3 separate regions of the Mus musculus genome follow, and all the other regions are linked to region 3. Evidence: chromatin loops called from intact Hi-C (ENCODE). Cell type or tissue: left cerebral cortex. All regions are shown on one strand. Each heading gives the region's core, and the rest is flanking DNA. Links, peaks and the distances in the headings are about the cores only.

Region 1 (9,854 bases), core at 677-8,676, 190 kb after region 3:
TAAGGAAAAAAAAAGTGTATATGTATCTGGGTGTTCAACCTTTACATGTATCTGTGTACCACATGAGAATCCCTCCCCTCCCCACAGGGCCAGAAGGTTTCATATACCTTGTGGGTCTGCAGTTGTGAGCCACCATATGGGTGTTGGAATGACTTCCAGGCCTCTGGAACAGCAACCAGTGCTCTTAGCCACTGAGCCACTGCTTTAGTCCCTCAAACACGAGTTCTTGGCTATGCACTCATATTGATGTTACGATAAGAACATTAACGGAGAGGCTGGACAGACAGCTCAGTAGTTAAGAGCACTGGCTGCTTTCCCAGAGGACCTGGGTTTGGTTCCCAGCACCAGTATCAGGTGGCTTACAATCACCTGTAACACCAGCTCCAGGGGATTAGAGCCTCAGAGGGCACTTGTGATTCCATGTTCATATCCATGCTCAGACACATAACACCTACACGTAATTAAAAACAGTAAAACTTAAAACAAAACAAAACAAAACACTGATGGATTGGTCCCTGAGCCTCCTGTGGTCCTCCATATTGAAGTTCCGTGGCATCCTGTCTTTTTCTTGGCTTTGGTCTCCTCCTTCCCTTTCCCTTGGGGTTTGAACGCCTTCCAGTCTCTCCATCTACCTCTGAACATAACTTCTCATGCGGCTCCACAAGATGTTGGAGCCTGAAAGGACTCGGGGCTCAGTCTGAAAGCTGCTGGTAGCCACACCAAGCACGTGGAGATGGACTGGCACTCTAAAGATGCTGAGAAGTCTTTTAGCACAAACCCCTCTTCACTATGCAGCTACCACCCTAACCCTACACAGGTCCCCATCTGTGCACCCTGTCCTCAGCACCCAGAAGGACCAGTGCTTGTCCCAGGAATGCCGACGTTCAGGCCCCCCAGGGGAGGAGTGGTTAGCAGCAAGTGGCTGCTGCCACCCTGTGGGGTCACACAGGAAGTTCCTCAGAGCCAAGCCAAGCAGCTTCAGAAAGCCTGAACTGGAAGTCACATATCATCAGCCCCCACTGCCCTGCCTGATTGCAAAGGGAGGGCAGAATCAGCCATGTAGGTCGTGGAGAGGCAGAGTTTGGACGCCACAGGCTGTCCTTAGGGAGTGTGCGTTGGCAAGCTAGCCAGCTGATGTGCCGACACCAGGGCTCCAAGGAGAATGTCGGCAGAGCCCCTTGCATGGACTGAGGAATCGCTCAACGATCAGGCCTCCCAGAACCTTCTCTCTGGAGCATGGCCATTAATTTGGTTTAACTCCCAGACTCTCTGTCTCTCTTACTAGTGCTTCAGACTCCTGAGAGAGTGCATCTAATGGGCTGCGTGGATGGGCCAGCATTGTGGAATTTCATGGCCCAGTTCCGGGAGGTGAGGGCCCAGGTAGCCTCCAGCTTGCAGAACTCCGTCCTGGGCCCAATAAAAGACCTGTAGATGTTTGCAGAGGTTTGTTTGTTTGTTTGTTTTTTGGAGAGAATCAAAGCCCCTGAAGAAACCACCAGAGGAAAAGCCTGATTTTAAAGGGTTGGAACAAGTAACAAGCAAACATTGTTAGAGGTTGGTCTGGAGGCTCCTGAGGCTACGTAGGCATTGGTATCTTGAGAAGGTAGAGCAGAGCTGCCGGCTCCCAGCTGCTCTGGAGCCAGCACAGCTGCAGAGGCAGCCATGAGACCTTTCTGAGTAGTCCCAAACACTAAGGTGTTCACTTCAGAAGTCGTGGGCCCATTGCTTCTCAGAAATCATTTTCTCATGGTTTGAGGTCTTTGTAATAAAGGACTCACTTTAATATAAAGAATAACCAGAGGTGGTGGGATAGGCCTGTAATTCCAGCACTGGGGAGGTGGAAAACAAAAAGTGGGGAGTTCAGAAGTTGTTCTCAAAATGCAGCAGTTGGAGACTGGTATGGACTATAGAACAATAGCTAACAATAAATAACAATAGCAACAGAATCCAAAGACTAACAGCAGAAATGGAGGATGCTCATCCTGTAGTGATGGGGAGGGGAGGTGGGGCGTCCCTCTCTTTATCTGATAAAGAAACTGAGGCAGAGAGCAACCACCAGCTTGCCTCTTTTTCACAGTAAAGGGTGGAGGGCAGACATTAACCCCAGTGTCTCACTAGAGAGTCCATATGCTTAGGCCCCATGTCTGCTCCTGAATGGGGACCCTGTTTGCTTCTATGGTCCTGGCTGATGTCGGGATGTTTCTTTTCACTCCCAGAAGGATCTGGTTTGGGCAATGCATGTCCTTTGCTATCACAGGAAGACACTGGTGGACAGTTTGCAAAGCCTAGCCTACAGCTGCTGTGTCCATGGATTCTGGCCCCTGGGTCTCCTTCTCTTGGGCCCCTCCTGTGAGATGCTTCATGAAGCAGCTAAGATTTCCTACTTCAGGGGCTCGTGTTGATACTCAGAAAACCATTCAACTTTCTCCCTGCTCCCTCCCAAGGGAAAAGCAGTCTGTCCTTACCCATGTTGTCAGCAGTTAGTCTGTCTTTATCCATGGTGTTGCCATTGTAGTTAGGGGTGGGCAATCACAGCCCAGAAATAGAAAATGGAAAGTTCCAGAGATGCATTTTTCTCTTTCTCTTGGCCTTTTTGTTTTTGAGTCAGAGCCTCAGGTAGCCCAGGATAGCCTCAGATTCACTATCCTCCTGCCTCCACCTCCAACGCGCTCAGGCTACAGGCATGTGCATCACAATGGGGAAGTCTTGCTTCCCCACGGGTATATGTGAACCAGAGGCAAGGACTGTCTAAATCAATTCTGACTTCCCAGTTCCCAGCTCAGTAGCCTCCAGCACCATCTCTCTCTCTCTCTCTCTCTCTCTCTCTCTCTCTCTCTCTCTCTCTCTCTCTCTCTCACACACACACACACACACACACACACACACACACACACACACAGAGTCAGGACTGCCCGGTTATTTTCTTTAGTTCCAAATTCTAACACTTCAACCATCCATCACCAACTCCGAGTCAGGACTCCCGTACTTATATTGGGAGGCATAGCAGCACAGTAGTTTTTTTTCTTGTTTGTTTGTTTGTTTGTTTTTCCCTATCAATTTCCCCCAGGCATCAGGCATAAATCAGGCTGTTGTAAAACCTTCAAGGTTGGCAGCAGAGAATCCAGACACCTGTGGCTGGGACTAGCTCAGCCCTTCTGGCAAAGATTCCCTGATGACAAAGGCTTAGGAGGAATGGGTGGGGGATGAGGAGTGGGAAGCCCATTCTGCAAGGACAGGCCAGAGCACGGAGTCCACACCCGGAACAGCGGCCAAACAATGGTGGGAGCGAAGGTTACCGGACAGGATGTAAATAGTGCAAGCCTTGACAATGAGAAAACTCAAACTCATAAAATGTGGGAGGGGAAGGAGCCCGGAAGTGGTGACGAGCTCATTTCCTCTCCTAAACTCGGGTCCTCGGGAGATGCCGTCTGTCCGTCTGTCTGTCCGCAGTCCCAGTCTGTCAAAAGCACAAGTCAAGCACTTAGTATTGTTCTTTGAAAAAACGTATTAGCGACGTAAAAAGCATGTGACTCTTTGTGGCTTGGTAACTTTCCCCATCACATCTAGATTTCCTTTTGTTCTGTTAAACAGAATTTTTTTTTCTTAAAAGCACACTATTACTGGGGCGCATTCCCCTACCGCTGATCCTTTCTCTATCATCCACGGTGCACACCTCTCTACCAAAGCTGCCTGGGTACCAGCCAGCCCCAGTGATTTCTAGGAGTTCCAGGTTCCAACCACTTGAAAGCCTAGCCTCAGGGGTGTGGCTCGGCGCTGTTTTGCATCTGTGATCATGAATGTGCACATTTATAAAAACAAGGCTCTTTCTTTCTGGACAGTGGTAGAGATCAATTCAGGGTTTCACTTTCTTCCCCAGGCCAGTAAAGCCCTTTAAAACACCTTTTTTTTTTTTTTAAATTTTACATTAAAAAAAATGCATCCAGTGCCTACAGAGGCCAGAAAAGGGCATAGGCTCCCTGGAACTGGAGTCTTGAATGGTTGTGAGCTGCCGTGCAGGTGCTGGGAATTGAGTCTGGGTTCTCTGAAGAGCAGTCAGTGATCTTAACCACTGAGTTCCCTCTCCAGCACCTCTCTCTCTCTCTCTCTCTCTCCATATATATGTATGTATGTATACGTGTATATATATGTATGTATTTCTAAGACAGGGTATCATGTAGCCCAGGCTGGCTTCAGTCTTGTCATATAGCTGAGGCTGGCCGTGGACATCTGTCCCACCTCCCAAGCATTCGGCTTCCATGTGTATAGCAGCTTGCCCGGCTTCAGGATGTAGCTTGAAGCCTTGGGAATCCTGTGCCATGGCAAGGACAGAGACAGAAAGCAGGAGGTCGTGGAGTCAGTCTCCTTAGGGTCAGGGCCTTGCGTGCCCACTGGCAGATAGGTGACCCTGAGCCTCTCTGCAGTTCTTTTAGGTTGCTGGAAGGAACGTGGGTGTGCAGTGTCTGATCGTTGGTAGTGGTCACTAAGGATGCTGATGGCCTTCTGTCACTGTGGGCGTCAGTCCTTCCTGATGCCAATCTTCAGAGACCCAGGGGATCAAGTGGCTCTCTTTCTTTGGTTGTTTCCCCTGTCCTTAGAACCACTCGTACAGCCTCAGCTCCATCTAGTGTTCACATGGGGACACAGCCCCAAGATCTTACTGCAAATCTTACTTTCCAGAGCTGCACAGTGAAGCCCATTTAGAGTAACCCTCCAGTGCTAATATTTGGCATTTCAAATCAAGTGTTGTACAAGCCCAGTACTCTAAGCATCAGTACATATTGTCCTCAAAGGGACAGATTCATGTAACAAATAGTTGTAAAAAATGATGTTGACTGCCAGGTGTGGCATGGCTTCAGTTCCAGCGCTGGAGTCAGAGGCAAAGGAGGATCCCTGTGAACTCCAGGCCAGCCAGGGTCTTAAAAAAACTGACATCGGCTGATGGAATTCTTGGTGCCAGGAACAATTCTAAATTCTTGAATTGTGCAAGTTCACTTCCCACAACCCAGTATCATGACATGGAAGGTGTTTGTTTCATTTCAGAGGTGCAGAAAGATGAAGTAAAATCTGTCCCTCTGAGTGGACGTGATCCTTTAGGATGCCCGTGTCCCAGTGGCTAAGGACAGTGCTCACTGAACCCCATGGGCTATAAAAGGATGAATTGGTGTGGGGGGAGGGAGGTGGCGGTGAGGTCTAGGAGGTGAAGGGGGCATGGGGTGTGTTGTTTAACCAGTATCCACTGCAGAGATGTATGAAATTCTCAAAGAATGAGCAGAAAATATGGAAAAAAAGCACCACTCTGTTGAGTGTAGACGGGGCTGCTGGGTGAGCAGGGGTGAGGAGGGAGCCAGAGTGGGGGCTTCTGAGTGTCCCACTGGGGCTCAGGCTGGATTGAGTGTGGAGAGAATGGCTTACTCAGCAGCTGGAGCACTGGGGTGACAACTGTGACCACAGAAAGAGCTTAGCAGCAGGGAGGTAGTGACTGAGCTCCGACTCTATGCCAGGCACAGGGATTCGGCATAAGGGCAACAGCCACGCGCCCACCTGAACCCTTGAGAACTGTGGGCATGGAAGGCCAATACTGAGGGATGGTTTCTCACCCACAGATTTTTTCACTTTTAACAAGGTTTATTCTTCTTCTGTGCTTTGGTGTTTTGCCTACATGTGAGGGTGCCAGATTCTCAGGAACCAGAATTACAGATAGGTGTGAGCTGCTAGGTGGGTGCTGGGAGTTGAACCCAGGTCCTCTGAAAAAGCAATCGGTACTCATAACCACTGAGCCATCTGTGCAGTCCTCACGCACAGATTTGTAAGTAGAAGGTAGGTGGGGTGGCACGTGGATGAGACCGAGGGTGAGGGGTACACGCTTGGCGGAAGCAGATGATGAAGGACTATAGGGGAGTGTGTGGGCCTGAGGGAAAGGGTGTAGTCCAAGGGAGGGCTTCTGGGTTGGGGGAGGGTCAGCAGGATAGGAACTAACAAGGCAGGACCCGAGAAAGGCTCCAAGTGTTCAGTGTGCACAGGCCAAGGGAGTTCACAGCTGGGTGTGGGAGGTGATGGGTCTGCGCTCTGGGGAAGGCAGGAGATAGCCTGTAGTCTGAGGGAACTTGAGGAGAAGCGGCTTGCTTTCTGTCTTAGGGAGGAGACTGAGGCAGATGCAAAGGCTGAGGTAGAGGGCCTTGGGGTGGGAACTCAGGTAGTTCTTGGAGGAAGAACAGAGTAATGACACAGGAAAGATGAACCCAGGTTAGACCGATGCACCATAGGGGAGGGGGAATAAGGTAGTGAGAGATTTGGACAAGCTTAGGGGAGGGGGATGAGACAGAGAACAGAGGAGGAAAAGATCTGGGGGTGGCTGGAGGGGAGAGAGTGCTTCACAAGGTTTCCAGAGGGACCCAGAGAGAGCAGAGGACGGGTTGGTGGGCAAGGTGGGCTGGCTGAGTTTCTGAATAGAAAAGGCCAGGTATGGGCAGTCAGAGCAAAGAGAGCTGTCTGCAGGCTTCCTGGAGGCTGCTAATCCCAGGGACCAAGCCAGGAGTCAGGGAGAAGGGCCTGGATGAGGTCACACATGCTGAGAGACCAGGGCTGAGGTGGACTCTGAAGACGCTGGTCAGAAGTGGGATGTCTGAGGGAGATTTCAGGAGTCACCCCTAATCCAAGCACTCAGTGTGGCTGAGGGGGCATGCCTCTGAAGAGAGGCATGGGAAGAGGTGTCAGCGCTGGACTGGGACAGAACAACTGGGTTAAGGGGTGGGGCAACTGCCAGGGTGAGGCAGGAGACTGAGCCATCCAGGGAGCCCTGTCCTTGTTACCCAGTTTTAACAGGACTGTGCGCCTTTGATATATAACGAGGAGGCTCAGGAAGGGCTGGCTCAGGACTCAGCCATGGTTGCAGATCAGTGACTGCCAGCCAAGGAGGCAGAGATGGTTGGAGAAGCTGCCCACCCAGCCCTTCGTTGCCCCCAAGGCTGAAGAGAAACACCGAGAGCAGATACAACCATATTGTGCTGCTTTTAATTATGAAAGATGTAAAATGATGCATTATAAAACTTGGAAGCTACTTTATACAAAGTCCGATCTTTCAATATTGCTTAACAAAAGGCCGGGAGTTAGGACACTGGCCGGAAGTCTGACTAGCTGCTGGGATGGCCCCGTTCTGGAGCAGTGGGAACACTGGGAACCATCTGTGCATAAATCAGAAGAGCCCAACAGGAAATGTCTTCAGATATGTGCACGAGCATGAATACACGACCTCTCGGCCCAGAGAATATACAGTAGACTTGGGGGAAGGGAGCAGGGCAAAGGAGAGCTCATCCTCACTTCTCCCCACACTCGTGTGCTAAAACCCACCACCCTGCAGTGCTGGGGAAGGGCAGCTGGTGGGACAGAGAGAAGACACTGAAGAGAGGTCTGGGGAAGCCGGTAGCCACTTCAATGCTGCCGCCTAAGACAGGCTAGTCACAAAGGCAGCATCGAGTGCAGGCTCACACGACTGCAGCAGGGCAACGCAGTCTCCTGCTGTACTCAACACCATGTAGACCGGTAGGCTCTCTAGTGGCTTAAAGCTACACACATGAAAAGATCAGGCTGATAGGCCTATGGGCAGATTTAATTCAGTGCTACATTGTCTCTTTTGGTTTTTGGGTTTTCTTTTTTTTCAACTCCCCCCCCCCCCCCCCCCCCGCCCCTGCAGCCAGCGCTTTCCCATTGGCTGGAGAAAGCCTCAGGAACAGGGCAGCGTAGGGTATGGGGTGAGATCTCCCGTTACGCCTTCACCAGAGGACAGCAGCTGTGCAAGCAGGGATTCTCCTTCAGGGTCCTCCCCCTCCTGACCCTGTCACCTCACACCTGCCTCTTCCCCGGTGTGTGGGCGTCACCGACACGATGATCCCACGGATCAGGCTCAACGCAGAGAGCAGATTGTGCTGGAAACCCCTTCCTCTCAACTTTTACATCAGCATCGATCTCTGCCTGAAGACGGACACGGGAGCTGGCTTGAGTGTGTATGCTGGGGCGCTGGGCAGCTCAGAGGAGTGAAAAGCTTCCACTTTAACTAAAGTCACCCCGGGTGCTCTGGGATCTCAGGACCAGGCCAGTGGCATGGTCAGGGGAAGAGGATTCTAATTTAGTTTCCAATTAAACAGCAGAGACTGGGGCACGTGGCCGCACAGCTCCACCCGGCTGTCTGAAGAGCCGCGGTGTGGGGAGCTGGAGCAGCCTCTGATTCCCAGGCTTCCTCGCCTCAGGCACAGATGGGTCAGCTTCCTTCTACTCCACCCTTGCTCTCCTGGGTGGGGACAGCCACTGAGCCTCAGCTTCAGCCCATGTCGCAGGAAGGGGAGCAGGCGTCAGGCAAAAGTTCTCCTCCAGGGCCCTCCTCACCCACCCCGGCTCCTCCCTTGTGCTGGGTGGACATCACTTTCCTCATGTGGGGCTAGGAGGCAGGTGCTGGTAGAATCTGCTCAGATTACTTACTGTGTGAGAAGGCGTTAATGAATAAAAGAGTCCCATGAACCAGGCCTTCTTTCTTTCTTTTTTGTTTGTTTTGTTTTGTTTTGTTTTTTCGAGACAGGGTTTCTCTGTGTAGCCCTGGCTATCCTGGAACTCACTCTGCAGACCAGGCTGGCCTCAAACTCAGAAATCATACTGCCTCTGTCTCCCAAGTGCTGGGATTAAAGGCGGGTGCCACCACGCCCAGCCAGGCCTTATTTCTTAACCTCAAAGTTTGCACCTCTATTTTAAGCAATTTAGAAAAAAAAAAAAAGGAAAAGGTCCGAGAGGAAGAATTTGCTGTGGGGGCCCAGTCTGGATGCCAGGTGCCCCACACTCCTGGGGCTTGGTGTGATCAGCCATGCTGGATGCACTGGATGATGTCCACCTAGCTGCTGAGGGACATATTCCCTAGGAGGAGTGGCGCTGAGCCTAGTGGCAGGTCTGGTCACCTAGTGTTAAGGCACACTCAAGTGAGTCTGAAAGGTGAAGCTCTGAGCTAAGGCAGGGGACAGAGAGAGCTGCAGGTTAGACCGCCCCACCACGAGGCACAGTCCCTCTCTCCTCCATCCTGGGTACATGCACTCCTACCAGGCACTTGGTGGGCACTAGGGGTCAATACAGAACAAGGCACAGTTCCTGCCCTCTGGGAGCTTACAGTCTAGTGGGCATTGCATTAAACTTGAGGTCTGCAGGGCAGCTGGGGAGAAGGGCAGTTCAGCTGCCCTGCACTAATACGAGTCCCAGCAGCTCCTTCCAGTGGGCTGGAGGGTGGCAGGCCTAAGAGGGAGGGCATCTTGTGCAGGTGACACACCTGTAGCCTCCCTTTCCTCCTCCATTCTCCTAGGAGCGCTGTCCTCCTTAGGCTCATCCTGTTTCCAAGGACATTTTTTTCAGTGAGCAAACAGGTCTCCCTCTCCTCCTGTCTGTGAGGGAAAGGTGCGCATACAGGAAGCAGCAGCAAAGAGATCATAAACCGGGAGGAAGCAAACTGCCTTCAGTTTGCCTAACTTAAGCCTGCCCTGGGACGGCTGGGTAAGCTTCTTCATTTTAAGTGAGCCATTGGACAGAGTGATGGCTGGGCCCAGAATACCCGCCAGCTGGAGGGCTGCCTGGCCTTGGCGGTCAGACAGAAAGGCATCATGGTGCTCTGGTACCGTTGTGTGACACTGAGCCAACTACACGGGCCCGAGGCCCCCAACTGCCTCCTATAGCGTTCCATCTTCAGTGCTGATGGGAATCTGAGGTTTGGAGCACTGACGTGTTACACAGCATTTTCTACATTTACACACTGACTGACTGGATGGCCAATAAAGAGAATTAAGGGTGACATGGTCAGCTTCCTGGTCACCGGAAGCTCCAAAGCA
Region 2 (9,825 bases), core at 1,826-9,825, 59 kb after region 3:
CTGTACTGTGAACAGACCTCAGTGTAGGACCATACAGAGTATTATCCCTGCCCCCTCCTGCCAGCAATCAGACCAAATTCCATTGTGCATACTTGGGGGGATGTAGGGATCTAGCCCCGGGCCCTACATGAGGGTTGGGGAGAATGGCCTACCTTACCAGGGCTCTGTGAGCTTAAGTTCTGGTTTATCTTGTTCCTTGTTATTTTTAGCCATCAGCAGAGCAGGTCCAAAGGCTACCCCAACCACTGTGTATCTTATTCCCTCCTCCTCATGTGGGTCGATGAACCAGGAGGTAAAAAATAGGAGGTGTAGTGTTTGGAAGCCTAAGCTTACAAGGTCTGGACCTTGGAGCTTTGTTCTGTCCTACACAGCTCTGAGCCTTTGCCTCAGAGCACTTAAGAGCTAAGCATACAGATCACAGCACCCTGCAGAGTTGCCTTCTGGGTGAGACTCTTTGGTCCCCACCAGGGAGGCTACCCAGAGACTGTGAGAGTTGACGAGGAGGCTGTCAGAGCGCTCCGTGAGGGAATCTGTTCAGGACACAGTCCCTCTGCCTAGACTCTGTGCCCTGGAGGCCTTACCCAGCCTGGGGCCAGACTTCCAGGCCTATGGTAGTTCCTACCTAGTTATGGAACTGGAGACAGTTTGGCTGGGCTTCTGGAACTTTCTAAAGATGAAGGGAGTCTTCTAGGCTATGGTGAGATGTGGAGGTACAGCAGTTTCTCAGTTAAGAGCAGGGCCCTGGGCCTCCATGTCCTCCTGTGGAAAAGCTGTAGCTGAGCTGTGCAGGTTGGCTGTCCTTGGAGCCTCCTGTGAGGCAGCAGCACAGGGCAGGGCAGGGCAGGAGGGCCCGAGGCTTTGGGAAAATGCGGCTGGGAGAGGAGGCTGGATTGCTTAGGGAAAGAACAGAGATTCGTGAGCATGTAGACCTGGATGGGACATAACTGCTGTCCTAACTGCAACATGTTTGAGAGTGTGTTAGCTACACCAGGAAACCCAGAGACAAACTGGGACTCCAGGGTAGAGCCCGTGTCACCCTACTTGTCTTAGGGTTTTACTGCTGTGAACAGACACCATGACCAAGGCAAGTCTTATAAAAACAACATTTAATTGGGGCTGGCTTACAGGTTCAGAGGTTCAGTTCATTATCATCAAAGAGGGAGCATGGCAGTATCCAGGCAGGCATGGCGCAGGAGGAGCTGAGAGTTCTATGTCTTCATCCAAAGGCTGCTAGAAAAGACTGACTCCCAGACAACTAGGGTGAGGATCTTAAGCCCACACCTACAGTGACACACCTACTCCAACCAGGTCACACCTATTCTAACAAGGCCACAACTCCAAATGGCGTCACTCCCTGGCCCAAGAATATACAAACCATCACACTACTCATTACCACTTCCTCGCTGTGTGTGCTTGGGCAAGTTACATAAACTTTCTGAATCCTGCTTCCTACACAGAAAGGAAAAGGACACTACGATGCATTGCTTCCCAGGCTGGCAGAGGATGAGTGTGTGCACACTGAGTGGCCTTGGCATTCACTTGACTCTTCATGTTTTCTCTTTGAGGTCATGGAAGATCATTTGTCCTTGGAAGTGATCAGAGGCCACCTATCAGCTCTGGAATACAAGGACCTCAGGGGTGTATACATAAGACAGAGAGGTTCCATGAATGCTGGCCAAACTCGAGGAGTCAAGCCTCCACATCACTGTTCCTAGGGGAAGGTTTCTCTTTAGCTTCTCTTCAAGGCTCTGCCCCACAGTTACCTGGCAACAGCTAGGTATGCCTAAGTATAAAAGGGGCTTTTTGTCCCCTCCTGTCTCTCTTGTCCTCTTACCCTCTAAGACCTTTCTCTCCCCACTCCCCTCCTCCCTCTGTGTTCATGGCCGGCCTTTCTCTCTCTCCTCCCGCAACTCCCCTCCCATGTCCTAAATAAACTCTATTCCATACTCTATCTGTATGGCTGGGACCTCAGGGGAAGGGATGCCTCGGCATGGGCCCACAAAGGCACCCCCTTCCACCTCACCATACCTTGGTCTAACAAATGTATCTCTGGCTTCCCTTTCTCTTTTCTTTATTTTTATTTTTGGCTTTTCGAGACAAGGTTTCTCTGTATAGCCCTGGCTGTCCTGGAACTCACTGTTGACCAGGCTGGTTTCAAACTCAGAGATCTGCCTGCCTCTGCCTCCCAAGTGCTGGAATTAAAGGCGTGCGCCACCACTGCCCGGTCCCTTTCTTTTGTGATAAAACACAAACGTTTCTGTTAGACATTTCCTGGTGTCCTGTCTTATCATCTTGGAGAGAGGGTCTCATGTGGTCTAAACTGTGGTCAATGTCTCACCTTCCTTAAGGTGATCGCTATGCAGAACATCTTCACTGGGCCCCAGCTCAGGCCAGTTTCAGTCACTTGCCTTTGCTCGCTTCCTCTTGGGGTTGCCCAAGTGCAATGGTGCATTTCCCAGGGTACCTGCTCAGACTGGAGGCCACGTTGGAGGAAGGAGGCAGCTGCACTTTCTGTATCAGTTCCAAACAGAATGCTTCTCCAGAGCTGAGTGAAGCTCTGGGACTTGCCTGAAGCAGAGTTGCCTTTGATACAAACCACCGTGTGTACAAACCTTCCTTCTGGATGGGCCGCCACAGAGAATGTTGGGCCTTGCCAGACTCTCTCCAGGTAACCTTGGCTACTTGGTCCATCCTTTCTTCTTTTCACCCCGACAGGAGTCAAAAGAGAGCTTTCAAAGGCTTATTCAACAACCAGCTCTCAGCTAACACATTTGGCTGGTCTCTTCACTAAACTGCCAAAGGTGGTCCCTCAGCATAGGTGTATGGCCATCTGATGCCACCCCAGTTCTGAGGTCTCAAGACAGTGGTCTGCAGGCTTCTAGCTCCCTTCTCCGAGTGAGGTCAAGGATCTGGGCATTACACAAAGGGCAAACTAGGAAACATATCAATATTTAATACATTCTTGTGAGCAATCTATTTTATTTATTTATTTATTTTTGTTGCTGTTGTCTGTCTATCCTTTCTTTTTCCTTCCTTTAAAAAGAGAATGTTTCTCATTGCCCACATCGGTCCTGAACTCCTAGGCTCAGGTGATCTTTTTGGCTCAGCCTCTGTATATTATAGGAATTACTATGTAATACATTTTCTGTTTCCTCTGTCATTTGTCAAGGCTGCCTCACACAAGAAGTTCTACAGTTTCACAATGTCCCATGCTGCCTTCCCTTGGCTTCAGCAGTCATGTTCCCCTCGGGATTTCCTGGGGTGGATGATTCAGCCATTGCTACAATTGTTACAGATGCTCTGAGAAACAATGGCCACTACATGTGCAGTAGCACCAAAGAAAATGTTTATTTAAAAATAAGAACTATCACATGAGATACATTTAAATATTAATAGATAGAAGTGAAAACTTCAAATGCTGTAACAAGACTAACAGCTTTCTATTCACAGATGGTCAGATGCTGACAAACAAGATCTATGCGCAGAGAACTGTTAGGAGAAGGCATATGAAGGCCTGAGGAACGTTCTATTTACAGGCTTTGGAGGAGCCATAATCCCCAGTTTTCTACTGGCTGATGATGTTGCCTGAGAAGCACATGAGGCCGAGCGGGATCCAGTTACACCATAGAATTTACTTTTAGAAGTCGTTTTTCTGCATGTAGTAGAGCCCCTAAAATGTGGCAAAGAAAAGAAAATTAAAATGCTAAATGAGACGAAGTTAATAATCTTGTCTGTTAACTTGCCAGGAGAACAAACATGATTTTCCTTGGTCTTACATTTGTCTGCATTTTCTGTCTGGAAACCCCACGAGAGGGTAAGTTGCCCTACCCCAGTACACAAGTATGCTCTGAATTTCTTTCTAAAGTATCTCAGTTCGTGGCCTGTGACCAACCACAGACTCTCCCTCTAGCCACACCTTCCACAGCCTATAGCCGGAATCCTCTGCCTCTGGGTCTATTCTAACAAAGAGGAAGTGAAGACCTCTTTCTCTTTTTTTTTTTTCTTTTTTTTTTTTGGTTTTTCAAGACAGGGTTTCTCTGTATAGCCCTGGCTGTCCTGGAACTCACTCTGTAGACCAGGCTGGCCTCTGCCTCCCAAGTGCTGGGATTAAAGGCATGAGCCACCACTGCCTGGCATGAAGACATCTCTTAAAGACCCCAAATCTCTGGCCATCAGATACCCTAGAATTACTGCACTGACCCAGATGTGAGCAAGGCAGCTTTGTGCAGAGTGGAGATGGGGCAGAGCCTCTGGGTGGCCTCATCCTAGTCACATAGTCCTAGGAAGGCTGCATATGTGGCTCCTTAGGGAGGACCAAGCTGCCTCATGCAGTGGTCTGGCATGTGTCAGGGCCACGTAGTCAGCAATTCCCCTGCCCCAACACCCAAAGAACTGCCAACTTGTCCTTTCTGCTTACTGCCTCCTACAAGAAGGGAAGAGGGCCCTGCCAGAGCCTGAGCTGTGCCCTGCATATCACTTCTTTGCTGACCCGAGGAGAGCAATTTTCTAACCCTTGATAAAACAAACAAAAAGTGAACCACCTTGTCAGCTGGTTTACAGTGACAGTGGGCAGTGCAGAGGTGCACCATCAGTTGTATAATCCCGGGCAGTTAGTGGCATCCTAGGGCATGCTGCTGGGGTTAGGAAAAGTTTTTCAACATTGTAAACCTCTTGCTGGAGGGAAGGCAATCTCATTGCAGATCTGGCGGAGAAGCAGCCTCAAGTTTCCCTCTGCTGACTTCCTGCTGAGGAATGAAGCCCGGAGCAAACCCTGCTGTTTATATGGATTTACAGAACGCATCTGCCAACAGCAGCCTCCATTTCAACGGCTCATCCATTTTCCTCCCACTCAGAAAGCTCAGAACACACCTGGCTCATTGTGTGGCTTTCTGGAGACGTGAGCCCCAGTGGTCTGTTGGGGGTGAAGGGCTCTTGGCAAGGAGCCCCAGTATTCTCTCACTGCACAGGTGAGCAGCCCCGGGGCTGGAATCCCCCTCAGGGTGGGCTGGAAAACCCAGAGGAGCAGAGGAGATGCCAAGCAGCTGCTGATGGTGAAGAGTCACCAAGCTGGCAGGCAGAAGAGACCCTCCTTACACACAGACCGACTACACTTAGATGGAAACCGGAGCTGGCTGTGGGGCACTATGATGTTGGTTTTGTTTTCTGAGATAGAGTCTCATGGCACAGACTGGCTTTGGACTGTGCGTGTGTGTGCGCGAGTGCGTGTGCGAGAGAGCGTGTGTATGCATTTACGTATTTGCTTACTTTTGTTGAGACAGGGTTTCTCTGTAGAGTGCCGGCTGGACCCAAACGCAGAGATTTGTGTGCCTCTCAACTGCTGACACTGAGGCACGCATGACCATGTGTGGCACTGAACCACAGATTACCTTGCACTCTGATCTTCCTGCCTCCTAGCTCCCGAGTGCTACAGTAAACCTTTATGCCTCGTGCAAATTTGAGTTTTACTCCTTATTAAATCAGATTACAGGCAACATGGCAAAGAGCTCCTTTCTCACAAACAGCTGCTGTGCAAATGAAGTGAAGGAGCCAGCAGCAAAGAACAGTGTTGGTCTCTTCCCTCCCAACAAGTAGAAGCCAGATGTCAGATCGCCCACGGTTTCAAGGAGTGTCCACAGACTCGCAGAAGTGAAAGTGCTCTGAGCCGTCAGGCCAGGCCAGTGTCCAATCCTACCTCTGAAACGGAGTAGGCGAGACTGGCCTCAGGCAAGCCCTTCCCTCCCACACAACACAGGCCAGGCCAGTTTCCCCATCCTAAACCCAAGGGGGTTGGACCAGAAGCTTTTTAAGGTCTCATGCTCTGTGAGCAACTAAGCAAATGAGTGCTTCCCAAGGGGAGGAATAAATGAAGGAAATGAGAAAATGTCCTCACTGAGGAATATCTGATGGTCACTTGCGCACTCAAAACCACAAAGTTAAACCACCATTTACAAATGTCTTTAATTGTGTACTCTGGAGGAAGGTTAGCACATGTAAGAAGTCTGTTTATGGATTTAACAAGAAATGACAATTTGGTGACATTGTCTGCCTTTCTCTTCCCCCACTCAATCTTGTTTTTCTCACTTAGAAGGAGAAAAGGTGGAAAACTGCAAACAACAGCTCAGAGCCATGCAGCTTTGGTTCCTGTTCTAAGCAGTTCTGTTACAGTATGCACTTCTCTGGGGACCACCATCTCTGGATTGAGGGCAGGAGGTGATGGGCATCTAGCAGGGGAGAAGGAGGAAGAGGGGGAGGGAGGGACTCTTGGATACAGTCCAATGGTGGAAAACATGCCTGCTGCCAAGACCTGGCCACTCTGACTTCGCTTCTCCTGTGCAGACATGCTGCAGCCAAGCAAAGGGAGGAGAAGACAGAAACCACTTACACAGCCCCCAAGGAAACTTGGCTTGTCTGGCCTTTGGATTTCCCCAAGTGGTCTCCTCTCAGCTATCCTGCCAAGACTAGGAGACCCAGTCTCCCGGGCATTAAAAGTAGCAGGGAGGGTGGGGAATGCGCTGGGCTAGCAGTGCTCAGTTAGATTGTAGGAAGCTATGGGCTGGACCTCAGCATTGCATAAACCAGGTGTGATGGCCCACATGTAATCTCAGAAGTTGGGAGGTGGATGCAGGAAGAGTATAAAGTCAGGGTCAACCTTGGCTTTAAACTAAGTTCAAGGGCAGACTGTGATAGAGGAGACCCTGTCTCAAAAAATAGCAGAGAGACCCAGAGAATCCTGCAGCAGAGGGAGTGCAGCAAACACTTATAGACTCCCAAAAGCCTGAAGGACACGGCCGTGTTATTTACTCAGGGTGTTTTTGGTGGAAAATACTTTAAGAAGAATAATTACCTCAAAAGAAACAAAAATTCCAAGGTAAAGTCAAAGTTTGAGAAGTTTTTGCAAATTAGATTACTTAAAAATCCAAAGTCCTGCTTTTACTTTGGTTTAGGGGCTAGCCATCAATCTATTAACTATTGACTGTTAGAGCAGCTATATGCACCCCATCCTCCCCGTCCCCCGGATGCTACAAAGACATAAAGACCATACATACCCCTTTGCTCTGAAGCCACCGTAACTAGTTCTTCTCCTCTTGGGCTTATGGGTGGCTGACATTTTCTTTCTCTTTCTTTCATTTCTAGTTTGATTTGCAAAGTAGTGAGAAGATACAGGCGCTTCCTCCTCCTCCTCCTCAGTGTCCTCTGGGGCGCCTCTGGCGCCTGGGGAACCATCCTCAGCTACAAACAGGAAATGCAGACATTTACAGGTGACCCTGGGTTTGGAGCCCAATACCAGCTGCTTTCCTGCTGAATGGATTCAACACCTCAGCAGGAATTAAACATTTTATTTTGAAAAGCTTAAGTATGTTCAATGGCAATTTATATTTAATGAGAGAGAATCAAAACTCATTACTTACAGATTTTTGTGATAATTTTCAACTCAACTGGAGATGTCAGGTTTAGTTCACACTTTACTGCATGAGGCCTATGTTATTTTACATTGTGCAGCTAACCCTTGCGAACTGAAGTAAAGGCTGCCATAAGTGTTAGCTGATTTTATTTATCATTTTAAACATGTTGAGAAAATAAGTCCAATATAAAAAAACCAACAAATTCTGTTCTTCATCTTTAACCAACAGCCTCTTAATAAACACACCAGAAAATTCAGTACTGTATTTTACTCCTAAGCCATTTCTCTGCATAATTGTTATGAACACGTGGCATATCAAGCAGGAATTTGGCCTGAGTGAAAACATACATTTGCCTAGAGTTATTGGAGAAGGAACTTTAACTGAGAGAGTTCTCCCACCAGACTGGCCTGTTAGGGATGCTAGGGCATTTTCTTTTCTTTTGTGTTTTTTTCTGAGACGGGTTTCTCTGTGCAGCCCTGACTGTCCTGGAACTTGCTCTGTAGACCAGGCTAGCCTTACTTCAGAGATCCATCTGCCTCTGCCTCCTGATTGCTGAGATTAAAGGTGTGTGCTAACATTGCATGACTTGAATTTTCTTGATTGATGGGAAGGAGGAACACAGCCCACCCTTGGTCATGCTGTCCTTGAGGTGGTCCTGAGGTAAATGGAGGCAGAGGCTGAGAAGTTGAGAGGGAACAAGTGAGTAAGCAGTGTTCCTTCATAGTCTCTGCTTCAGCCCTGGACTTGTCTTGCTTCAATGGACTACAGCTCAGGATACATAATACAAACAAACCCTCTGCTCCCCAAGTTGCTTCTGATCACGGTATTAATCACAGCAATAGAAACCTGACTAAGACAGCAGGTCCACTGGGGATGACAACTTAATGCTGGCGTGTAAGTGGACAGCACACTGTGCCCCTTCATCCCCTACAGCAAACTACTCCTTTTTCTCAGTTTCCCTCATCCAGTGATCTCTATACCAGTGCCATGGCTTGTAACGAGGCACCACAGGACAGACCTAATGCAGCCTCTGGCAACCTCTGCTTTGATGTCCTCACAAAGTCAGATTCTTCCAATGGCAAGAGTGTTCCAGTGACACATCCATTTTCCCAAAGCACGTAAGAGCTACTCTAACATGTTATCTTGACAAGCTTGCTAGATAACATGTCCCTTCCTTACATGAGAACGAACAGTGAAGCACACTGGGGATGCTGGTGTCCTGCCAGGATCACATAGTGAGGTGATAGTCCATCTGGAATGGGTGCCAGGGATCATGACTCCTTGGCCACTCACTTTGCCTTACCAAAACAACAGCGTGTAGGCCCTCGGGCAGGCACAGAGGCTCCCTCCCACCTGTGCTCCATCAGCAGCTTTAATGCCGGGCTTCCTAACTACCTGAGAGGTGCCTCACACACTGGGACTGTTCTTAGGATTGGAACTTCAGTGTAACAGGTGTAGGATGCATTAACTACCTGGTGCCAGCTCAGGGAGACGCACTGCTTAACAGTAACACAGTTCTGAGAGGGGCTCACAAGTAAACAGGTTTGGAGGATACGGAACCTGGCACTGTCCATTCTGAGTACTTCTGTAATACTGGAATCACTTCTGCACCATATTTTTCCAGCTTGTCTTCGGTAACACCATCAATCTGAAGCAAAACCTCAGGATCAGAAGATAAAGATTCTGTGTGTGGATATAAAATTAAGAATTTAAATCACCACTCATGGAAAAACCACTGAATTCATGTGCATCTGCTCATTTCACTCATGCTTGTTAAGAGCCAACTATTGCTGGGACCGGATCCATGGGGAGTTTTCTAAAAGGTGAAGTTAGACTGGAAATGCAGCACACAGGCCAGGAGGCAGGGCCCACTGTCCAGTCTCAGCAACAAAGGCACAGATGTCAACGTAGGGGGTGGGAGCCAGCCAAGTGCCTGTGGAAAGCTAGGGTGGGCCCTGTGCTAAGTGTTCAGGCTTCCAGCACACTGTCCCCACTGCCAAGGCTTGTCTAGCTGCAGGACAAATGTCCCCGTATTTGTAAACAACACTGACATTCTATGTCTAGCTCTGCAGACATACACACTCCATCTCAAGAGACACACTACACTGAATCTGCCCCGACACTGACTGAGTCCTCATCTGGTTAGTCCCATGCAGGTGAAGCAGGGACAGTACACCTTCTTATGGCTCAAAGGTCACGCTGGCTGCTGTTTGGGAAAGAGTAGAAAGGGATGCTTATTGGCTCTGAAGGAGGAAGAATGGAGCAAGCTGGATGTAGTGGTAAAAACCAAGGCTTGGGTTTGCTCTGAGCCAAGAGCGTTGGCTTTGGAGTGAAAGGGTGCTAATCCCATATCTCTGCCTTGAGCAGAGGGTAGATTTCAGATCCTTTCCAGTCACTCTTATGCTTGGAGGAAAGTGATAGA
Region 3 (9,854 bases), core at 1,049-9,048:
CCCCATTCCCTGAGGCCCAGACAAAGATGGAGCCCAGCCCTCCTCGGCCCTGTGAACGAAGTGGGCTAAGGTTACTCAAGATGGTGTGTTGGGGGGTAGAGGGCAATGAGGTACAACAGGACGATGCTGAGGGAAGAAAGATGGGAGCCTCCATCTCTGTGGACTTCCAAGTTCACTTCTTAAGAGCCACCAAAGATCCCTCATAGATGACTATGTATGTACAAAATCAAACTAGACCAGGCTCACACCCAAATGCTTAGAGTGGTGATCCCCAGAGGACGGGGTGATCCCGTCAGTATGGGGTGATGAGTGCTGTCTGTATGGTATGTGTACGGCCATGCATGCCATGGTACCCACGTGGCTCCCAGAGAGCGGCTGCGCAGAGCTGCTCCTTTCCTTCCACGTTTATACCAAGGCTTGAACTCCGGCATTAGGCCTGGGTGCAGACTATTTACCTGTTCAGCCGTCTCTTTGACCCCATCACTTAACTTTATTATTTTGGGTAGTGCTGAAATCAAAGCCATGGCCTCAGGCTGGGGATGTGGTTCTGAGGCAGAGGACCTGCCTAACATTGGTAATGCCTCGTTCAATGTAACACTGCAAACCTTTGCCCAGCTAAAGAAAAAAAATGGGGCTGGAGAGAGAGCTCGGTAGTTAAGGGCACCGGCTCTCTTGCAGAAGACATGGGTTTGATTCTCAGCACCCACATGATGGCTCACAAACATCCATAATCGCAGTACCAGGGAATCCAAAGGGCTGCATGCCATTAAAACATTTATACACATAAAATAAAAATAAATAAAATTAAGGTGCACTGTCAGTCCCCAGCTCCTTCATGTTTTTTTTTTTTTTTAAGATCTTTTCCTCTTTCTTTTATTCTTTCTTTTTTTTTTTTTTTTTTTATTATTATATGTAAGTACATTGTAGCTGTCTTCAGACACACCAAAAGAGGGAGTCAGATCTTGTTACGGATGGTTGTAAGCCACCATGTGGTTGCTGGGATTTGAACTCTGGACCTTCGGAAGAGCAGTAAGAGCAGTCGGGTGCTCTTACCCACTGAGCCATCTCACCAGCCCTCCTTCATGTTTTAATAACATTTAGTTTCTAATATTTCTTTTTATTTATAATTTTATTCTTATTATATGTACATGTACTATATGTGTGTCTGGTGCCCTTAGAGGACAGAAGAGGGCATCAGTTTCCCGGACTGGAGTTACTGATAGTTGTGAGTCACCATGTAGGTTCTGAGAACCACACCCAAGTCTTCAAGAGCAGCTAGTGCTCTTAACCACCGGGACATCTATCTAGCCTCTATTACATTCTACTTTACCACTTTTGTCAAGGTTAAAATTAATTAACCAGGCATAGTGGTACACACATGTCAAGAGTGGAACCATGGGTTCAAGGCACGCCTGGGTTACATGGCAAGTCCCAGGTCAGTCTAAACTATACAGAAGACTTTGTTTCAAAAAAAAACAAAAAAACAAAAAAAAAAAAAGGTCTGAGCAGAGGTGCAGTGGTGGCACACACCTTTAGTTTCAGAACTTGGGAGACAGAGGCAGGCACATCTCTGAGTTTGAGGACAGCCTGGTCTATAGAGTGAGTTCCAGGACAACCAGGACTACACAGAGAAACCCTGTCTTAGAAAACTGGGAAAACAAACAAAATACTAGGAAAAATAAAACAGAATAAGGAAGCGAGTGATGGAAAAGATGAACTCAGTCAGCCTGATTTCCAGAGCTAGATCAGGGCCCCACTTCACCTGGCTAACTCCCCGAAAGAAGGCCTCCTCAGCGAGCCGGGCTGGTCCATCCACGGTCTTGCCGTCGTCCTCAGGGCCCCAGCTGGCGCTGTAGATGTGGATGTGGTTGGGATTCAGGCCCAGCGAACGTGCCTCTACTGCATCAGTCACCTCGCCATCCAACATCCGCACCCCTGGCCGCAGAGGGGGTGGGAAAAGGGGTGCTGCGTGGGTCCAGCTGCCAGAGGCACCCATAGGCAAAGGCCCAGCTTGGACCCCAGGGAGGAGTAAGAGAGAGGAGTGGCCAGCATGGAAAACTCAAAGCCCCTTACATATTGTCTCCCACTGCCTTTCAAGAAGAGGACCTTCTCCCCAAGTCACACCGGTCCTCACTAGAAAGAGTCTTGGGCCTCAGGAACAAGGGACTAAAGGCTGTGCCATGATTTAGGAAGATTTCTGAGAGGCCTGCACCCACTCCACCATGCCACCAGCCCTGGGGTTCCAGTTTTTCCACTGGCTAAGAACTCTTCAGGGACTAGCACACTGCCAAAGGATCTATCATGGAAGATGTTGAATGGGCAGAGAAAACTTCAGGAGAGGACCCTCCCACTCTCAACATGTACCCAAGGCCAAGGCTCATACCCACCTCCAATTCGGGCATTGTAAGCTACACCTACGCCACAGACACCATTGTTGGCCACTGCTGCCACTTCCCCGGCACAGCGAGTGCCATGCCTGCGGATCAAGAGCACAGCGTTAGTGGAAGTGCACGGAGTGAAGGCCCTTGGGCTGCATCCATCATCCTATGTGTGTCCACAGCACTTCCCTGTGGCGCCTGATCAAAAACATCTCTAAGTTTGAGGCCAGCCTGGACTACAGAGGAAATTCCAGGACAGCTAGAGCTACATATGGAAACCAAGTCTCAAAAAACCAAACTCAAAACTCCCTTTGGGGACCAGGGATATAGACAAAGACTTCAGCTGTGTAGTTTTACTGTTGTTAGTGTTTTTTTTTTTTTTTTAAAGATTTATTTATTATATGTAAGTACACTGTAGCTGTCTTCAGACACTCCAGAAGAGGGCATCAGATCTTGTTACAGATGGTTGTGAGCCACCATGTGGTTGCTGGGATTTGAACTCTTGGACCTTCGGAAGAGCAGTCGGGTGCTCTTACCCACTGAGCCATCTCACCAGCCCGTTAGTGTTTTTAAGATTTATTTTATGTATATGAGTGCTCTATCTGCATGTACACCTGCATGCCAGAAGAGGGCATGAGATCCCATCACAGATGGTTGTGAGCCACCATGTGGTTGTTGGGAATTGAACTCAGGACCTTTGGGAGAATAGCCAGTGCTCTTAACTGCTGAGTCATCTCTCCATCCCCTTGTTTTTTTGAGATAAGGCAGCTTGGCTGGCCTGGAACTCACTGTGAAGACCAGTCGTCAAACTCACAGAGACCTGCCTACCTTTCCCTCCAAGTGCTGGGATTAAAGGAGTATGCCCCCATGCCTGGAAAGACTTCAGCTTTTAGGTGGGCCATGTGCCATTCACACTGAGCCTTGTGTCCTTGATGGGTAAGAGGGAGAGCTCAGAGACCAGGGACTTAGCACTCTCACCTGTTGTCATTCATCTGTGTGTACCGAGGCTGTGGGTCGGGGTCCTGGTCATTCACGTCAAAACTGGCTCCAGGGTCCTGGGAAGAACACGGCCCTCATTGGGAGCTGCCTCCCCACGCTGACAGGACAGGACAGGACAGTTCCCCCGAGGTCCCTGCCCAGGGCTCTCCCACCACTCTTTTCCAGCCCTTACATAATTGCCTGCTAGGTCGGGATGATTCTTCTCAATGCCGTCATCCAGGATGGAGACCACAATGCCATGGCCTGTGAAGCCCTGGGCCCAGGCCTCCTTCACATTCAGGTCTCGCTGAGTGACACCAGACTGCAGAGACAACCAGCCCATTACCAGAGATGTTTGGTTGTTCACTCAAAAGAATCAATTCTACCCCAAAACCTCTATCTCTACCCATCCCAGCTTAAAATGCCATTTCTGGGGACTGGAGGGATAGCTCAGCAGTTAAAAGTACTGGCTGCTCTTTCAAAGGACCCAGGTTCAATTCCCAGCACTCACTTGGTCACGACTGTCTGTAACTCCAGTTCCAGGGGGATCTGACAGCCTCATACACTCATGCAAGCACACCAATGTGCATAAAATAAAAATAAACCATTTTTAAAAATGCCACTTCTGGCTCCCATTGGAAATGTATAGATTCTGGGAAGGCTAGAGCAGTGGTTCTCAACCTATGGGTCGTGACCCCCCTGACAAATCTATCTCCAAAAATATTTACAATTCATAACAGTAGTTAAATTACAGTTATGAAGTAGCAACAAACATAACTTTACAGTTGGGGGGGGGGGGTCCTCACAACATGAGGAACTGAATTAAAGGGTTGCAACAGTAGGAAGGTTGAGACCCACTGGGTCAGAGGCAGAAAGAAGGGAGAAGAAAACAGAAGAAGCCAGGGTGAGCCTCATCCACTCACAGGACCTCACTGTGGTGGGGAGAGAACCAGAGTCCAAGGAGCATACCAGGTACCACTGCTGGGGGAACTTGGGGTCCGTGGGCTCCTGATACACGTCCCTCTTGGCTCTTCGCTTGGCTACCTGCTGCTCCAGCCACTTTACCTAGGAAGGAGAGGAGGATGGTATAGGTGTGGGGGTTGCAGAGTGAGGGCAGACTCAGAACAGAAGGGGGTGGCAGCCGGAAGGGCCAGGGCCACACTTACTTGAGGCTCCCTCTGTAGCCGGCTGTGCCGCGGGCGGTGAGGCGACAGGGACCGCTTTGTCACTGCTCTGTGCCAGAAGTGGTAATAGTCACCGAAGATCTGCAATGAAGCACTGAGTCTGAGATGGGCTTTCCATCTGCCAGTCCCTGGGGGAGGCAGAGATGGGGGTGGACAAGGCTGCTGGGGAGGCTCACAAAGGCAAGCGCCTGGGGGGGGGGCAATCTGTTCCCTGCTGAGGACCCACAAGAACATGCAGGGGATGGAGAGGGACACCATCCCCAAGATGTGCTGGGTTTTCTAAGCAACCTACAGGAAAGCCCACAAACAGGACAGTGTTACGGATCCCATCCCACCAGCCGCTCAGAACCTGCCTCTTGCCCAGACGCCCTGGAAGACAAGCTCAACAATTTCTGCTGCATGGTTTGAGAGTCTCTGCCCTCACTCTCTCCACCACCAGGTCATGTCCTGAAGTTACAAACAGGCCCAGTAAGAAGCTTACCTGGCCCAGGTTGTGGAAGCCATGCTTCTGCGCCACCCTATCAGCCACAGCTGGGCCTCCAGGAATGTGCACGGCCCAGGTGTTGGTGAAGATCTTCTGGCCTTGAGCATCAGCTGCCAGCAGGACCACGGCTCCTGCTGCTGCGACCACCCATAGCAACCAGGATCTCAGCTCCATGGGGGGGCAGGTGACTGGAACCCCAGAGCGCCTGTCTCCCTGGCCTGGTCACAGGGCCTTGGCTGCCACGTGCCTGCTCAGTGCCAGGGTCCCGGGGCTGACTGGTGGGGGCATGGGGCCGAGATGGGCAGGGCTGGAGGACAGGGTAAGGGCCAGATCTAAGGGAACAAGAGGAGGAAGGAAGAGTCAGTCCTCTCAGCCACACACTGATGCCGCCCCTCCTAGCCTCACGGCTGAGCCTAAAAGCAGTTTCAAAGGAGATGGACCTAAAAGGAGTTTCAAGGGAGATGGGTAAAACCAGCAAACACCTGAGGGGCTGGGAAGATGGCTCAGTAGGGACACTTACTGCCACCCAAGCATCAAAACCTGAGTTTGGAGTCCCAGGACCCACATTAAAGGCTTGGCAGCATTTGCCTGTAACTCCAGCACTGGGGGCAGGGCAGAGAAAAGAATCCCTGGGGCTTGCTAGCTGGTCAACCTAGCCAAGTCTGCAAGCTCCAGGTTTGGTAAGAGACCTGTCTTTAAAACAAAACAAAAACCAAGATCAGAAATAGGGGTAAGGGCTGGAGAGATGGCTTAGTAGTTAGGAGCACATACTGCTCCTGCAGGGGACAGCAGGGGACCAGAGTTCTCATCCCTGCACTTGTATTGGATCATTCACAGCAGCTTATAACTCCAGCTCCCAGGGATCCAACTGCAGCCTAGACATACAGACACAAAGACACACACACACACACACACACACACACACACACACCACAAACCCCCAAGGTGTCTCCGGAATAAATACAGCACATATCCCAAAGGTCAGCCAAACAGACACATGGGCCCACAGTCTCCCCCTCCCAAGCCTTTCTCCCATCACTAATACAACTACGGCTTGAGTTGCTCAAAATAAAAAGCAAACAATAACCAAAGAAAGATACATTATCAAATGGCATGTACACAGGATTCCATTTTGTTTTCTTAAAACTATACATGCAGATTTATACAAAACCACAACAAAATCTGGACGGATACAAGTTACTGCTTAACAGTCGCTCCTTGGAGAGTCTGAGAATTATGAGTAGCAATTGTTACTTTCTGCTTTGTGCTACTGTACGCTCTCAAAATATCCAGGCATATTTTATAAAAGAATAAATGTTGGCTCTTTAAAAAATGAACAGAGTCTACCCAACTCAATTAGGGCATCCTGGTTCAGCAAAAAGGTGAGCTGTAGGGAGTTATTTAAAAGACTCTCAGTCCCCAAGAGGAAAGAGTGGGTGACTCGAGTTGGGATGGAGGCTGAGGAGCCACACTCTGAGCATGAGGGATTCCTGAGGTTTTGCCACCCTCTAGGGCTGAGATGACAGCCATCTTTAGAGGCAGGGCCCAAGCTGTTTCCTGGGCAACTTTGCTCCTGCTAGTCCAGCCCTGCTGCCCCCTGGCGTGTTCCAGGCCCACCACCTTGCGTAATCTGAGCCAGGCTGCCAGGGCAAACACTGGCGCTGAGCCTGGAACACCAAGGTGAGGCCGAATCAGTAGCCCTGAGTGGTGTTTTTCCTCCTTCAGCAAACAGACAGCAAGACCTCTCTGCCTGGGGCCACATAACTGTCCCCATAAAGGGCCCCTGACTAGCCACAAGCCAAGCTCCTGGGGTAGGTGGCAGCTAGGAGAGGTTCCAGTAGGCTGCTGGGGATGTCCTGTCTAAGTGCCAGGATCCCGATGCCCCTACCATTCCCATGGCCCAGCCCTAGAGGTAGCCACTTGGCCAAATGGTAAAATGTAGATACCTCAGCACACTGCCCTGTGGAGCTGGGCAGATCTGCTAGCCACTGGGAACGCCAAGATTCTCCAGGAACTGCCACTAGCTACCCAGCCTCCCTAACTGCTGCCATCTCACCCTATAGGCTGAGGGGACTCCACACACAATCCTGGAGTATTTTCAGTTTACACCAAAATAACCTGACAGCTGATGGCAGGAGACATCCACGAGGCAGACTCCATGCCTGAAGGGCAGAGTCCAAAGGGCTCCGAAGACATGCCTCAGAGTTAGAGCTCCGTGCCTCCACGTAGAAACAGGACTCTTGCCACATCTAAAACCTCTTTAGTTTAGAAATGTGCAGACTCCCTGCTCCAAGTTTTGAGACCTGCCTACAACTTCCAAATTATGGCTGGGTCGGTCTGGGTCTAGCCCAGGTTTCAGCAAACTATAGATGGGGCCACTGAGACAGAACCCCCACCACACCTCGAGAAAGATGGTCTGCTTCCCTCCACACCAAGTCTCCCCAACTGTGGTAAGGGTGGGATATGAATTCCAGACATCAGAGAGCCCTGCCTCGTCATCAAGACACATAGGAGGATACACACACCACACACACACACACACACACACACACACACAAAAGAACTGTGAACAATGAATGAACAGGCTTCTCCCCACCCCCATTCCAGACTCTGACTCACCCTCTGAGTCCCAGTTGTCTCAAAACCAGGAGACTGGATATATTTCTAGCCTCTCTGGGTCAGTTTTGCCCAGCCATCAGTGCTGGGCCTGACTAGAGAATAGGCTATAGTACTGTCCTAGCTCTTTTCTTAGGCAAAGCCTTTCTGTCTCTCCCTAGAACCTACAGACAGAGATAACCACAACCATTCCAGGCATAAGACGGGCACTTACCCCCAGGTGTGGCTGCTGTTTCTAGGACCTGGAGACCCAGCTGAGGCAGCCACAGAGCAAGCCACCAAAGACTGCTGGGAAACCCAATCAGGTCTCTCTTTCCAGCAGAGACCCCAAGGCAGGTCCTGTTACAGGCACCTCCCAGGAAATTTTAACTCCTAGTCCCTGCTCAACTACTTACACAAGTCATTTCCACTCTCTGGGCCTCAGTTTCCTTGGTGGTTAAAAACTATTAGGACAGAGGCTTTCAAACTTTTTTTAAGCCATAGGATCCTCTTTTTAAAAAAATACAAATTTTAGATAGAAGCCCAAAACAGGAAACACACACCTAATCTGCTCGCCCACCCTCCTTTTCTATGTCCACACCTGGCCAGCAGCCACATGCCCTCACTGGGCCACATCACCTGCGTCGTCTTGGCACTTCCCAAGTCAGAGAGAATCCCAGTGCTTCAGAGAGATGAAAGTCCACTTCCCCTAGGCGCAAAGCCCTGGGGCGGTGGGAACGGCGGCACCGAGCAGACTAGTGTCTGCTGTCAGACCTGTATGGCAAGCAGGCCGCCCCTCGGCTAGCCACCCGATGGATGGGGGCAGCAGGGGCCTCGGCCAGGCCTCGGCAGGAGGCAGCCCGGAGCGAGCCTCCCCCAAGCCGGCCTGTGCGCGCACGCGAAATCCGCCCCCGACCGCTCCGGCCGTACAGGTGTGCCAGGCGGCCGAGGACCCCGTGCCCTCCCGGGAGCGCGCCCCACCAGGCGCAGGCCCCGGCCGCCGGGGCCACGGAGGACCGCGGGCAGGCGGGAGCACCCAGAGTCCGAGGAATGCTCTGCCTAGCCCGCCCCAGCAGGGGCCCCGCCGGCGCTTCCTGAGGTCATAGGGCTCGCCCCGGCCCCAGCGGAAAAGTACCGGCGCGGGCCCAAGCCCGGCGCTCAGGTGGGCTGCGCGGCTCCCGTCCTCCCGCCGCGGCGGCCGAGAATCCGCGACCAGAGCCCGGCGGCCGGCGAGGCCCGGGGCTGCGCCGCCCGGCTCCGCGCTCCCCCGCCCGCTCCGGGCCCGGTTCCCCAGCGCGCCGCCTCCCCGGCCCCGGGCCGCGCGCCCTCGCCGCTTACCCTGGGGAGCCCGGGCGGGGAAACTTTTCCGGACGAGCGCCGCGGCCGCTCGGGTACCCCTCGGCCGAGCACGGAGCCCGGCGGCGGGGGCCTGGCTCCGGCGGTCCCCGCGCCCGGCAGCGGCGTCACGGCGCGCAGGCGGGGAGGCGCGGCGGCGCGGCCTCGGCCCGGCCGGCGACCAGGGCAAGGCTCGGCCTGGGCTCGGGCGCGGGCGGGGGGCAGCGGCCCGGCCGCGGCGGCGCGGCTTGTTTACTCGGGCCGCTGTCACAGCGGCGGCGGCGGCGGCGGCGGCCCGGGCTCCTCCTCCTCCGCGCCGCGCCCCTCCCCCTCGCGGCGCCACCTCCGCGCTCGGCGGCCGCAGCCGGCCCGGCCCGTTCGCCGCCCGGGTCGGGTCAGGCCGGGCCCGGCCGGGCCCGGCCGGTGTTCAGAGAGCTCCACGCGGCGGGCCCTGCGTTCTCGGGGCGCCCTGTCTGCGGCTGCCAGCGGGGCGGGTAGGGAGCGTGGTCCCTGCGCGCCACCCCAGGCCCCTCGGTCCGCACCGCGTTAGGCTCTTGGCCCCGCAAACTCCCGGGCAGATGGTTTCGGAGACCCGGACTGGGAGCCCGCGGGCGAGATGGCGAGGGAAGGGCCGAGGGTCGGGGGGTTTGGGGAGAGTCCAAGCTGGCCCTGCCTTGCCCGAGGTTCCTGGGTCCCGAGTTTTGAGTTTGGGGATAGTCAAGGGAAGCGCCCTGGGATGGCGGACCTGGGGCAACTCCACTCTCAGGTCGGATCTCACAGCGGCAGGGCAGCCCTCGTGCCTCCAGTTAGAGGAGTCACAGTTTTATTTGCTTTTGTAGAGACAGGTGGATAAACAGAAATAGCCCACCTCCTTTTATGGTTTTTTTTTTTTCCCAATAC

Evidence for each region. Hi-C counts contacts between places; a loop is a spot of excess contacts. Peaks named below come from ENCODE experiments on the same cell type or tissue, not always from the same donor. Only the 100,000 strongest peaks of a DNase experiment are listed, where the experiment ranks them.
Region 1: it touches region 3 in a loop (4-fold over the local background); 3 of 42 quality-filtered maps call a loop at or near these places.
Region 2: it touches region 3 in a loop (2.2-fold over the local background); 9 of 42 quality-filtered maps call a loop at or near these places.

Annotation. Positions count from the first base shown.
Region 1 is chr7:80,579,643-80,589,496 of GRCm38, forward strand. Crtc3 (CREB regulated transcription coactivator 3) reads right to left here. Exons shown (of 15, transcript NM_173863.2): 15 at 6,990-9,854. Among named protein-coding and RNA genes, the nearest start is that of Gm42398, 28 kb to the left of the region's middle. In left cerebral cortex, for the core only: CTCF peaks have their summits at 933 (motif pointing left) and 4,631 (motif pointing left); DNase peaks (open chromatin) are centred at 935, 4,623 and 5,717.
Region 2 is chr7:80,451,767-80,461,591 of GRCm38, forward strand. It overlaps Blm (Bloom syndrome, RecQ like helicase), which reads right to left. Exons shown (of 22, transcript NM_001042527.2): 20 at 8,964-9,086; 21 at 7,047-7,230; 22 at 3,227-3,670. The coding sequence ends at 3,493. Among named protein-coding and RNA genes, the nearest start is that of Gm44851, 52 kb to the left of the region's middle. In left cerebral cortex, for the core only: no CTCF peak of the experiment used is centred there; a DNase peak (open chromatin) is centred at 5,656.
Region 3 is chr7:80,393,573-80,403,426 of GRCm38, forward strand. Furin (furin (paired basic amino acid cleaving enzyme)) reads right to left here and starts at 9,240. Exons shown (of 16, transcript NM_011046.3): 1 at 8,958-9,240; 2 at 5,022-5,356; 3 at 4,523-4,621; 4 at 4,326-4,421; 5 at 3,550-3,678; 6 at 3,357-3,433; 7 at 2,388-2,476; 8 at 1,763-1,935; 9 at 1-49. The coding sequence starts at 5,198. In left cerebral cortex, for the core only: CTCF peaks have their summits at 3,011 (motif pointing right), 5,790, 6,625 (motif pointing left) and 8,694; DNase peaks (open chromatin) are centred at 4,609, 5,420, 6,628, 7,098 and 2 more places; H3K4me3 peaks cover 2,011 bases; H3K27ac peaks cover 2,713 bases.